Regions from separate parts of the Homo sapiens genome. Here region 2 is linked to region 1. Evidence: read pairs that join two places in POLR2A ChIA-PET (ENCODE). Cell type or tissue: A673. All regions are shown on one strand.

What was found. ChIA-PET counts read pairs that join two places held together with the same protein. Peaks named below come from ENCODE experiments on the same cell type or tissue, not always from the same donor. Only the 100,000 strongest peaks of a DNase experiment are listed, where the experiment ranks them.
Region 2: POLR2A ChIA-PET joins it to region 1 with 6 read pairs; 3 of 35 experiments call an interaction of 5 or more read pairs at or near these places.

The regions. Positions count from the first base shown.
Region 1 is chr9:38,112,269-38,117,268 of GRCh38, reverse strand. No RefSeq gene overlaps it. Among named protein-coding and RNA genes, the nearest start is that of SHB, 46 kb to the right of the region's middle. In A673, no CTCF peak of the experiment used is centred here; no DNase peak of the experiment used is centred here.
Region 2 is chr9:38,025,969-38,030,968 of GRCh38, reverse strand. The region is part of intron 1 of SHB (SH2 domain containing adaptor protein B); the gene reads left to right. Among named protein-coding and RNA genes, the nearest start is that of SHB, 41 kb to the left of the region's middle. RefSeq lists enhancers at 328-827, 2,885-3,393, 3,394-3,902, 3,903-4,412, 4,413-4,921 and a silencer at 2,004-2,173. In A673, no CTCF peak of the experiment used is centred here; a DNase peak (open chromatin) is centred at 4,518; H3K27ac peaks cover 2,576 bases.

The sequences.
Region 1 (5,000 bases):
ACCATCCTGTCTAACATGGTGAAACCCCGTCTCTACTAAAAATACAAAGAAAAAAAATTAGCCAGGTGCAGTGGCAGGCACCTGTAGTCCCAGCTACTCAGGAGGCTGAGGCAGGAGAATGGCGTGAACCCGGGAAGCGGAGCTTGCAGTGAGCCAAGATCTCGCCACTGCACTCCAGCCTCAGCAGAGTGAGACTGTGTCTCAAAAAAAAAAAAAAAAAAAAAAAAAGAAAAGAAAAAAAGAAAAGGGCTCTGGGTGGGTTTGGAGACAGACAGGGCTGGGTTCAAATCTCAGTCCCCACACTCACTGGTTCTATGGTCTTGGGCAAGTTATTTAAATAAATGAGCCTCTGTTTATTCACCCATGAGGTAAAATCTATCCAGCAGGGTTGGTGTGTAGGGGAAGAAGGAGGGAGACAGGGAGAGACACACAGAGACAGAAAGAGAGAGAGAACCCAGCACAGAAAAATATATGAAGGTTTCCTAAGGAGGTAAGTGGGTAGGCTTTTTGTCTTTTGTTTTTGAGACCGAGTCTTGCTCTGTCACCCAGGCTAGAGTGCAGTGGCACGATCTTGGCTCACTACAACCTCCGCCCTCTGGGTTCAAGCGATTCTCATGTCTCAGCCTCCTGAGTAGCTGGGATTACAGGTGCCTGCCACTACGCCTGGCTAATTTTTGTATTTTTAGTAGAGACAGGGTTTGGCCATGTTGGCCAGACTGGTCTCGAACTCCTGACCTCAGATGATCTACCCACTTCAGCCTCCCAAAGCGCTGGGATTACAGGTGTCAGCCACCACGTCTGGCCAGGGTAGGTTTTTAACATATAAAAAGCCAGGAAAAGTCATTGCTAGGGACTCATGGAGAGGTTGGGGCAAGGGAGAAATAAATGAAGCACAGGATTTTTAGGGCAGTGAAACTCTTCTGTATGATACAGTAATGATGGATACATGTCATCATATATTTGTCAGACCCTATAGAGCTAGGCACAGTGGCTTAGACCTGGAATCCCAGCAGTTTAGGAGCACAAGGTGGGAGGATTGCTTGAAGCCAGGAATTCAAGACCAGCCTCAGCAACATAGCAAGACCCTGTCTCCAAAAAAAAAAAAAAAAAAAATTTTAATTGGCAAAGCTTGGTGGTGCACACCTGTAGTCTTAGCTACTCAGGAGACTGAGGCAGGAGGATCGCTTGAGCCAAGGGTTCAGGACTGCAGTGAGCTATGATCATGCCACTGCACTCTAGTGTGAGTGACAAAGTAAGACCCTGTCTCAAAACAAAAATCTATAGAATGTATAATACAAACAGTGAATTTTAAGGTAAACTATGAACTTAATAATAATGTACCAACATCGGTTCCTGATTCTGACAAACATAACACATTGGTTAAGATGTAGATAATAGGGGAAGCTGGGATGCATGAGTTGTATATGTGGGAACTCTCAGCAAAAACAAAGGCAGGTGCCAGTGACATGCGGCTGGAGGCTAAAGTACCTGGAAAACAGTGAGCCTGGAGAGGTGGGTTGAATATCATGTTAAGGTGTCCATGCTTTATCCTGAAACTATGGAGAAAGGGCAAATATTTCATCAAGGGGCTTAACATGATCAGCTTGCAGTTAGATTGCTAACAGACAGACCTGAAGCTATAACAGAGGCCAGGACAAGAAATTATGAAGATCTGAGTGAAGATGGCAGCAATAGATGGAGAAAAGGGGCCAGATGCCAGAGATATCCTACGGTTGTCCTGGATGGGACCTGGTGTTTGGTTGATTGATTGATTGATTGCCATGAGTGGGAGAGGAGAAAGAGTCTAGGAGAGTGCCCAGGTTTCTGGTTTCCCAGCTAGGTGGGTGGCAGAGCTCTGGAATGAAGAAAGGGCAGATCTGAAGACATGATAACCCCATCAGCTCCAACACAACTTTGAGAGAACATCATTGCAGGTATTGTGCAAAACACTTCCTGGAATTCTTCCAACCTGGCCCTTTCTGGGGACTCACTACCTACAGACATATGCCCAAGTTTGCATTCTTGGATGCTCAGCCTGTTACTGAGATCTTTTCAATGCTTGAGCTGAGGTCTCTTTCTCTGTATCTTTGACTACTGGACATACCTCTGCTCTGGGGGGCCTCACAGACCTGCTCTCTCTGCCCCAGGGCAGCCCTTTAGAGATCTGCAGACAGTGCTCATGTCTCCTGTCTCTCATTCTTCAGCTGAACAGCCCCAGCCCTCCCCTTGCTCTAACACAAGATAGTTTCACCACCCTAAACATACTCCAGGACACAAAACCTCATGAGTGTCTGATGCAGCCCAGAGTATCTACTTCTAGACATTATTTCACTCTGAATGCCCTCTGAGTTTGTCTTAATCCCAAGGGCGGCTCTTCATACCTCCTACCCATTTCTTTTTTTTTTTTTGAGACGGAGTCTCACTCTGTTGCCCAGGCTGGAGTGCAGTGGCGCAATCTCAGCTCACTGCAAGCTCCACCTTCCGGGTTCACGCCATTCTCCTGCCTCAGCCTCCCAAGTAGCTGGGACTACAGGTGCCTGCCACCACGCCTGGCTAATTTTTTTTGTATTTTTTAGTAGAGACGGGGTTTCACTGTGTTAGCCAGGATGGCCTCGATCTCCTGACCTCGTGATCTGCCCACCTCAGCCTCCCAAAGTGCTGGGATTTCAGGCATTAGCCACCGCGTCCGGCCCCTCCTACCCATTTCTATCAACTCAGCCAGCTGAGCACTTCTCTCATTTACGTCTGTTGAACCAGAATTCTGCATCTGGCTTTTTTGCATCAAGAATAGGACTTAGGGCTGTGCACAGTGGCTCACGTCTGTAATCCCAGCACTTTGAGAGGCTGTAAGGAGTTCGAGAGCAGCCTGGCCAACATGGTAAAACCTCATCTCTACTAAAAATACAAAAAGTAGCTGGGTGTGGTGGCACATGCCTGTAGTCCCAGCTACTGGGGAGGCTGAGGCAGGAGAATCGCTTGAACTTGGGAGGCGGAGGTTGCAGTGAGCCGAGATCATGCCACTGCACTCCAGCCTGGGTGACAGAGCAAGACTCCATCTCAAAAATAAATAAATAAATAATAAAAATGAAGGGATTCAGCATGACATCAGCAAACTATCAGAGTAAAGACTTCTGAGAATTGTCTGCTCCATACAAGCAATGGAAATACTGCCCAAAACTGGCAGAATCAACGTTTTCAGAACTCTGAAAATTAACCAAAGGCTTGCACAAAATCCAGGGAGCATTTATTCAGAAAAGCATATATCCTTTCAAAGATGTAGCCATGAATGTTCATAGCAACATTATTCATAATAGCCCAAAAGTAGAAAAAAACCAAATGTCCAACAGCTGGTAAAGAATAAATAAAATGTGGTAAATCTATACAGTGGAATATTATTAATCTTTCAAAAGGAATGAAGGCCGGGCACAGTGGCTCACACCTATAATCCCAGCACTTTGGGAGGCTGAGGCAGGCAGATCACTTGAGGTCAGGAGTGAAAAACCAGCCTGGCCAACAAGGTAAAACCCCATCTCTACTAAAAATACAAAAAATTAGCCGGGCATGGTGGCACATACCTGTAGTCCTAGCTACTCGGGAGGCTGAGGCAGGAGAATTTCTTGAACCCAGGAGGTGGAGGTTGCAGTGAGCCGACATCACACCACTGCATTCCAGCCTGAGTGACAGATAGAGACTTCATCTCAAAAAAAAAAAAAAAAGACTCAATTGTGCTCTTTGAAAAAGGAAGCTTTATGTATATCAATTATATCTCTTTTTTTTATAATTCCTAGTAAACTAAAATTACAAATAAAACTAAAACTAAAAAGCAACAGCACACACATACACACACACACACACACACACACACACACACACACACACAAACCATATATGTTCCTCTCCTGTTTAAAGCTCTTCAGTAATCCCCAATTGCCCTTAGAATGGCTTTTGGGTTTTGTTGAGGTTTTTTGTTGTTTGATTGTTTGCTTGTTTGTTTTTTGAGACAGGGTCTCCTCTGTCACGCAGGCTGGAGTGCAGTCATGTGATCATAGCTCACTGCAGCCTCAACCTCCTGGGCTTAAGGGATCCTCCTGCCTCAGCCTCGAGTAGCTAGGACTACAGGTGTGCTCCACCATTCCCCCCTAATTTTTTAAAATTTTTTTGTAGAGATGGGGTCTTGCTATGTTGCCCAGGCTGGTTTTGAACTCCTGGCCTCAAGCAATCTTCCCACTTCAGCCTCCCAAAGTGCTGGGATTACTGGTATGAACCACTGTGCCTGACTGCTCTCAGAATGAATAAGACCCTGGATGACCTAGTTCCTGCCCACCTCTTCCCCCTCACCCACGTCTGTCTCCCTGTTTTGTGCTGAAGCAAGGCTGGCCTCTGTTCTGTCCTGGTACTTGTTCCCCCTGCCTGAGACCCCCTAGTTTGCAGGGCTGGTCCATTCTCAGATGCCAAGTCTAAGCTCACAATTCCCCACAAGCACTCTCACTATCCCCAGTGTGCCTCCCTCAGTCGCTCTGCCTCATTAGCCTATTAGTCCACACCACAGCACTCCATATTCATCATTTATTATTTGCTTCTCTGTTATCTTTCTTCCCACCCTAGAAGGTAAACCCCATGAGAACAGAGACTTTGCCTGTCTTGTTCACTGTTAGCATAGGGTGGACACTCAATACATGCTTTTTGAATGATGAATAAAGGCAATGTTCTCTCAAAGTTTGTTGTCATTTGGAATTCAATATTTTCTAATATTTTCTTCTATTCCCTGCAATATATCTCTGAGAGAGACAGTTCCTCTGGTTGGTCCTCTGATTAGGAACTTTTGAATCACATGAAAGATATATGATGATATTTTTCTGTCCATGCTTCATTAGGGGTTTTGGATAGCACACTAGCCTGATAATGGGATATTCAGATCCCCTATTGGAATGGTTCAGGCCAAGAAAAATAACTACTATCCTACTGGCCACATTAGTAGCTTGAGAGGCACCAGGAGAGAC
Region 2 (5,000 bases), 86 kb after region 1:
CCCCCTTTTTTTTTTGTATAATTTTTTTGTATAGTAGTCCATGAAATCCAGGATTCTGGCCCTAACAACCCACTCTACCCATTCTACAGATGGGGAAATTGAGGAGCTGATAGAATGACTTAGCTAATGGTGCCCTGCTGGCAAGAGGAGGGGATTACAGTCTGGGCCTCAAGCTCCCCATGGAAACTTCTGGATGTTGGTGTTTGGGGAGGGGTCATCACGATCAGCTACATAATTTGCAGGGCCCATCCCACAAAAAATAAGAATGTGAGGCCCCTCATTTAAAAATTATTAAGAATTTCCAAATGGTGATGGCAGGCTGTTAAACCAAGTGCAGGGGCCTTTTGCGACTGCACAGGCCACTCACCTGTGAAGCTAGCCCTGGAAACTATAAACATCAGTCCCTGATATACTGGCATTTAAAAATAAGAACCTAATGTTCTTAACCCCAGAAATAAAGTGCATTGGGCCCGGCCTCTTAAAATCCCCGTTATGCCTGACTTAGAGCATTTCCTCTGCTCTCTGCAGCCCTTTGTGAGGAAGCTTGAGGTTAGAGAAAGCAGCAAGTGGGAGGAATCGCAGCAGTGAGGCCTCTTATATACCTGGAGGAAAGAGGTGGGCAGGTGGTGTTTATCTGGGCTCATTTTGCTGTGTCGTCTACAGAGTGTGCGCTCTGGGGGCTCAACATCTCTGAGGGGGGAAGTTGTACATGGTCCAGGACTAATGGATCTGGGGTCCCCTGCCCCAGGCCAGACCTGTGTGGGCTTGGTTGGGTGGGCAGTTGCTCTCTGACTGGGAGCAGCAGCTGGTGTGATAGCTGGGTCCAGCCAGATAGCTGGTTCCATTGGCCACAGCTGCTGGTCATGCCCTCACTGGACTTTGTGGTTTAGGGCAGACTGCAGCCCTTCTCCCTTTCCCCACTGGCTGTGAGAGTACACCCACATCCATCTCGCAGTGATGTGGAGAAAACCAGTTGCAATGCATGCTGTTGTGCTGAAGCATATGGGAGTGTGGGCATACTTGCTTGTGTACACGCATGCACGTGTACATCTAGGTGCAGGGGCAGATGCTGTGCAAATGTGTACACATTTACTTATTTATCAAATACTTCAGCAGTGCTTACCATGCATATTGGTCTAAGCATTTGACAAATACTAACTCATTTAAATCTCATAGCAGGCCGGGTGTGGTGGCTCACACCTGTAATCCCAGCACTTTTGGAGGCTGAGGCAGGCGTATCACTTGAGGTCAGGAGTTCGAGAGCAGCCTGGCCAACATGGTGAAACCCTGTCTGTACTAAAAATACAAAGATTAGCTGGACGTGGTGGCGTGTGCCTGTAATCCCAGCTACTCGGGAGGCAGAGGTGAGAGAATTGCTTGAACCAGGGGATGGAGGTTGCAGTGAGCCTAGATCACGCCATTGCACTTCACCCTGGGCAACAGAGCGAGATTCCATCTAAAAAATAAACAAATTAAAAAAAAAAATCTCATAGCAACCCCATGAGGGTAGGTCTTGGTATTATTCTCATTTTATAAATGAGGAAATGGAAGCACAGAGAGATCAAGTATGTCATGTAAGTTGCCCAAAGTCATGCAGCCAGAAAATGGGCAAGCACTTGAGTAAAACCTTGCTTGTCTATACTGTTGTATGAATTGTCCCTTATTGGTAGGACTTCTGGCTTTGCCCTGGAGAGAAATGGCCCCATAGACCCTCTGTAGATTAATTTGCTCATTGACTCCCCCAGCATTTACTCACACCCCTTTATGCCAGGCTGGGGCTGGGCAGAGTTGATTGGACCACTTGGTGTTGAAAGCTTTGGGCCTGGTGGAGATTTCAAGGCAAAGGCTGTGGTGGACTAGAATCATTTACATGTTTACAAATAGGCTTCTGGCTAGGATGCAGTAAGGGGTCCAGGGCCATGAAGGGAAAGCTCCAGGAGCAAGGAGGGTTCCCTGGGCCTGGGAAGCTCGGTGGTCCTGTATCCACTTGTCCATGCCCTGGCCCTGGAGGGCTTGATCACAGAGGAGCAGCAGGCAAGGTGCCCCCTCACCCTCACCCTACCACCCCGTGGAATGGCAGGTGACCAGGGAGGCAGAGAGCATGCATCTGTGTGCTGTATTTCATTTCTTTCTGGTCCTTTTTCTATGGATATAAACACATTTCTTTGATGTTATATTTTAGAAAAATGGAATCCTTTTATAAGTACTGTTTTGAGACCTGATTTTGTCAATTGCTGAGATGCCAGAAAGGATTTTGTTTTAATGAATAAATAGACTCCTTAACTTCTTTCACTGGCTGTTAGTATGTCTCCTCAGCTAACTCAGCCTGCGCTGGAGCTGGCCTTGCCGGGTTAGAGGTGCCACAGGCCTTCTGGCTGGAGTTCCTCTTCGCAATTCTGGTGTGGCCTGAGCCATATTTGTTTGCACAAAGGAGGAGATTGGTTTTAGAGGCAGTCAGGAAGGGTATCACTGAGGGTGGCTTGCTTCTCTGTGTGTGGGGTTGTGAGCAAGCCTGGGTTTCCAGCACCCCAGCTGCAGGGTGATGAAATGGGCACACCGTGGTGTTCTGATTTACCACTAGCCAGTCGTGAGGGACTATGGCCTGGCCCACATGGACTTGCCCCTGAGGCCTTCATAGGTATCACAGGGTGCATGAGCCCGTCCATTATTGGCACAACAGCTCTGGGCCCTCCTTGAAGCTGCCAGGCTGATTGATGTTGCAGGATCTAAAGAGGCCCATAGGGTCCCCATTTGGTTTTGTCCATGTGCTTCCTCGGGGAGGTGCCTGCTTAGTCTCTGGGACAGGGCCCTAGACCAGGAGAAAATGATACTTGGGCTTTGGGAGGGGAGGCAGCCTGCACTAGGGAGGGTGGCTTCTGGGGACTCCTGTGATTCTGCGCAGTCTCCAATGCATTTGCAAAGCCATTATCTGCTTCAAACCCTAGGTGGGAGATGGGGTGTGAGATCCGGGGTAGGAGCCAAGCAGATGGGAGCCCCGCACAGTACCATTGCTTCAGCTGGGTAAACGCACCAGAAGAGACCTCTTGGCTCAGCTCCATCCCTCTCCAGGAGGCACCCCCTGCCCTGGGCAGCAGATGCTGTCAAGACCCACCCTGTCCCTTCTGCCTCCCCAGTCTGGCCTTCTCCAACTGGCTCATCCACATCTCTGTGCCCGAGGGCTTTTCTAGAACATAGGAATGGGAACAGCCGCTCTGCCTACACCAGGAGCTCCCAGGAGTTGGTGCCTGACCCCCAGCTCCCTCACTCTTGGTAAGGTAATTCTGAGGGGTGGGTTGTGCATGGTTTCCCAGAGTTTCCTCTGTCAGATCATGCTCCATCTAGTTGCCCACCATGGGTAGCTGGCTTTGTAACCCAGCTTTCCTGATACCCTTCTCAGGCCCATTTTCCCTGTCCCCGGTAAGTGTCTCCTCCCAGATCAACCACTTGCATTTTAGTGCCTGCTTCAAGGTCTGTGTCTGGGTTCCCCAGACTAAAAGGCATGGCCTGTGGCCTCTAGAGGATAAGAGCAGCATCTTTTCTGTGTTCTCTAGTGCCCTTGTGCCCTTGCCTATGCCAGCATAATGTGACAGGCACTATGTATCCCTTGGTTCATTGACTCAGCTTCTCCTGCACCGCAGAAGGAAGATGTTTTCCCAGTGAAAGTGGGAGGGCTCAGGCTTAGAGAAAGTAGAGCTCCATAGCTGGTGAGAAATTTGGAAGCATTGGAGCTCAGGGCCCGGAATCCACCACCCTGGAGGCCCTGCCCTGCCCTGCCCCTGGTTTCAGCCCAGCACACCTTGCTGGGACCCTGCTGTGCACCAGGTGCTATATTGTAATAAAAAGGAAACAGAGCTCCAGAACCTGCCTTCCTGGTGGAGCGGAAGCAGACAGGCCTACACATAGCTGCAATTCAGGGCAGGGTGGGAAGGGCCCTTCACCCAGGCATTTACTCACCCTGCCTGGCACATGCCAGCCTGCCTTGGGGAGGTGAACTGAATAATGCCCATCTCCCCTGGGGACCTGGAAGCAATGCAAGAGCAGGGGGAGGAGGCCTGCCTTTCCTCTCCTCTGTATCCCCAGCACAGAGCCCATTGCCTGGCACGTGGAGGCACGAGGTGATCGGACTGAACAGCGATAAACACCATCACAGACCTGCTTGACATCGCAAAGCCCTAGCCACCCTAAGTTTCCTGTACATTAGAAAGCGCCGAGTACATGTGAGAAACAGGCCTGTGAGGTTCAGGGTTTCCCAGCCTAGATGACGGCACAGGAGAAAGAGTTCATCAAGGCTTGGTTGCTGGAGGATACAGCATTATTTTAAAAAGTGAATCAGCATTTATGGAGCACCTGGTGTTAAGCGGAATGTAATTGGGAGCCCTCAAACATGGGGCTGGTAATTGTGGCTGATGCTGCCTATCCTCAATAAAGAGAGAGTGACTCTTGGGGAGAGCAGCTGTTTAGTGCTGCTTGTGCCTTAAAGGGGCCTGGCCCAGCCTTTTAGCTCCCCTGTGGGAAATGTGCATGAGTCATCCTAATGGGTCCCGTTCGGGGAGAAATGATCCTTCACTTAGTGCGGGTTCCCGCGCCTCTGCAGCTGATCATTAAAAGGCACTGTGCTGGCCCGATCTCGTGCTCCTCCAGGCCTGAGCTCTTTCTCCCCTTTAACCTTGGCTTCTAGCACAGGAAGCACACACGAGAGAGAGGGTGCACTTGGTGACTCCCGGGCCTTGGCTGGGGCACAGAGGCCTGGCTTTGAAAGGTACCACATTGCACAGGAAAGGCCTTTGGCTCACAGGCGCTGCTGTTTTGCTTTTACATACTTTTCCTGTGAGCACACTGGAAGTTATTCTTACTGTACAGAGCCTTACGTTACCGTGAGAAAGCCTCACGGGCATTCCTGATCCTTCCTTGGGAAGGGGGTGGGGGACCAACAGGCTGTGCCTATCAGAAGCAGAAAAATGCCTCGAATTAAGCTGTCTAAAACCAGTTTGGGAGGCACT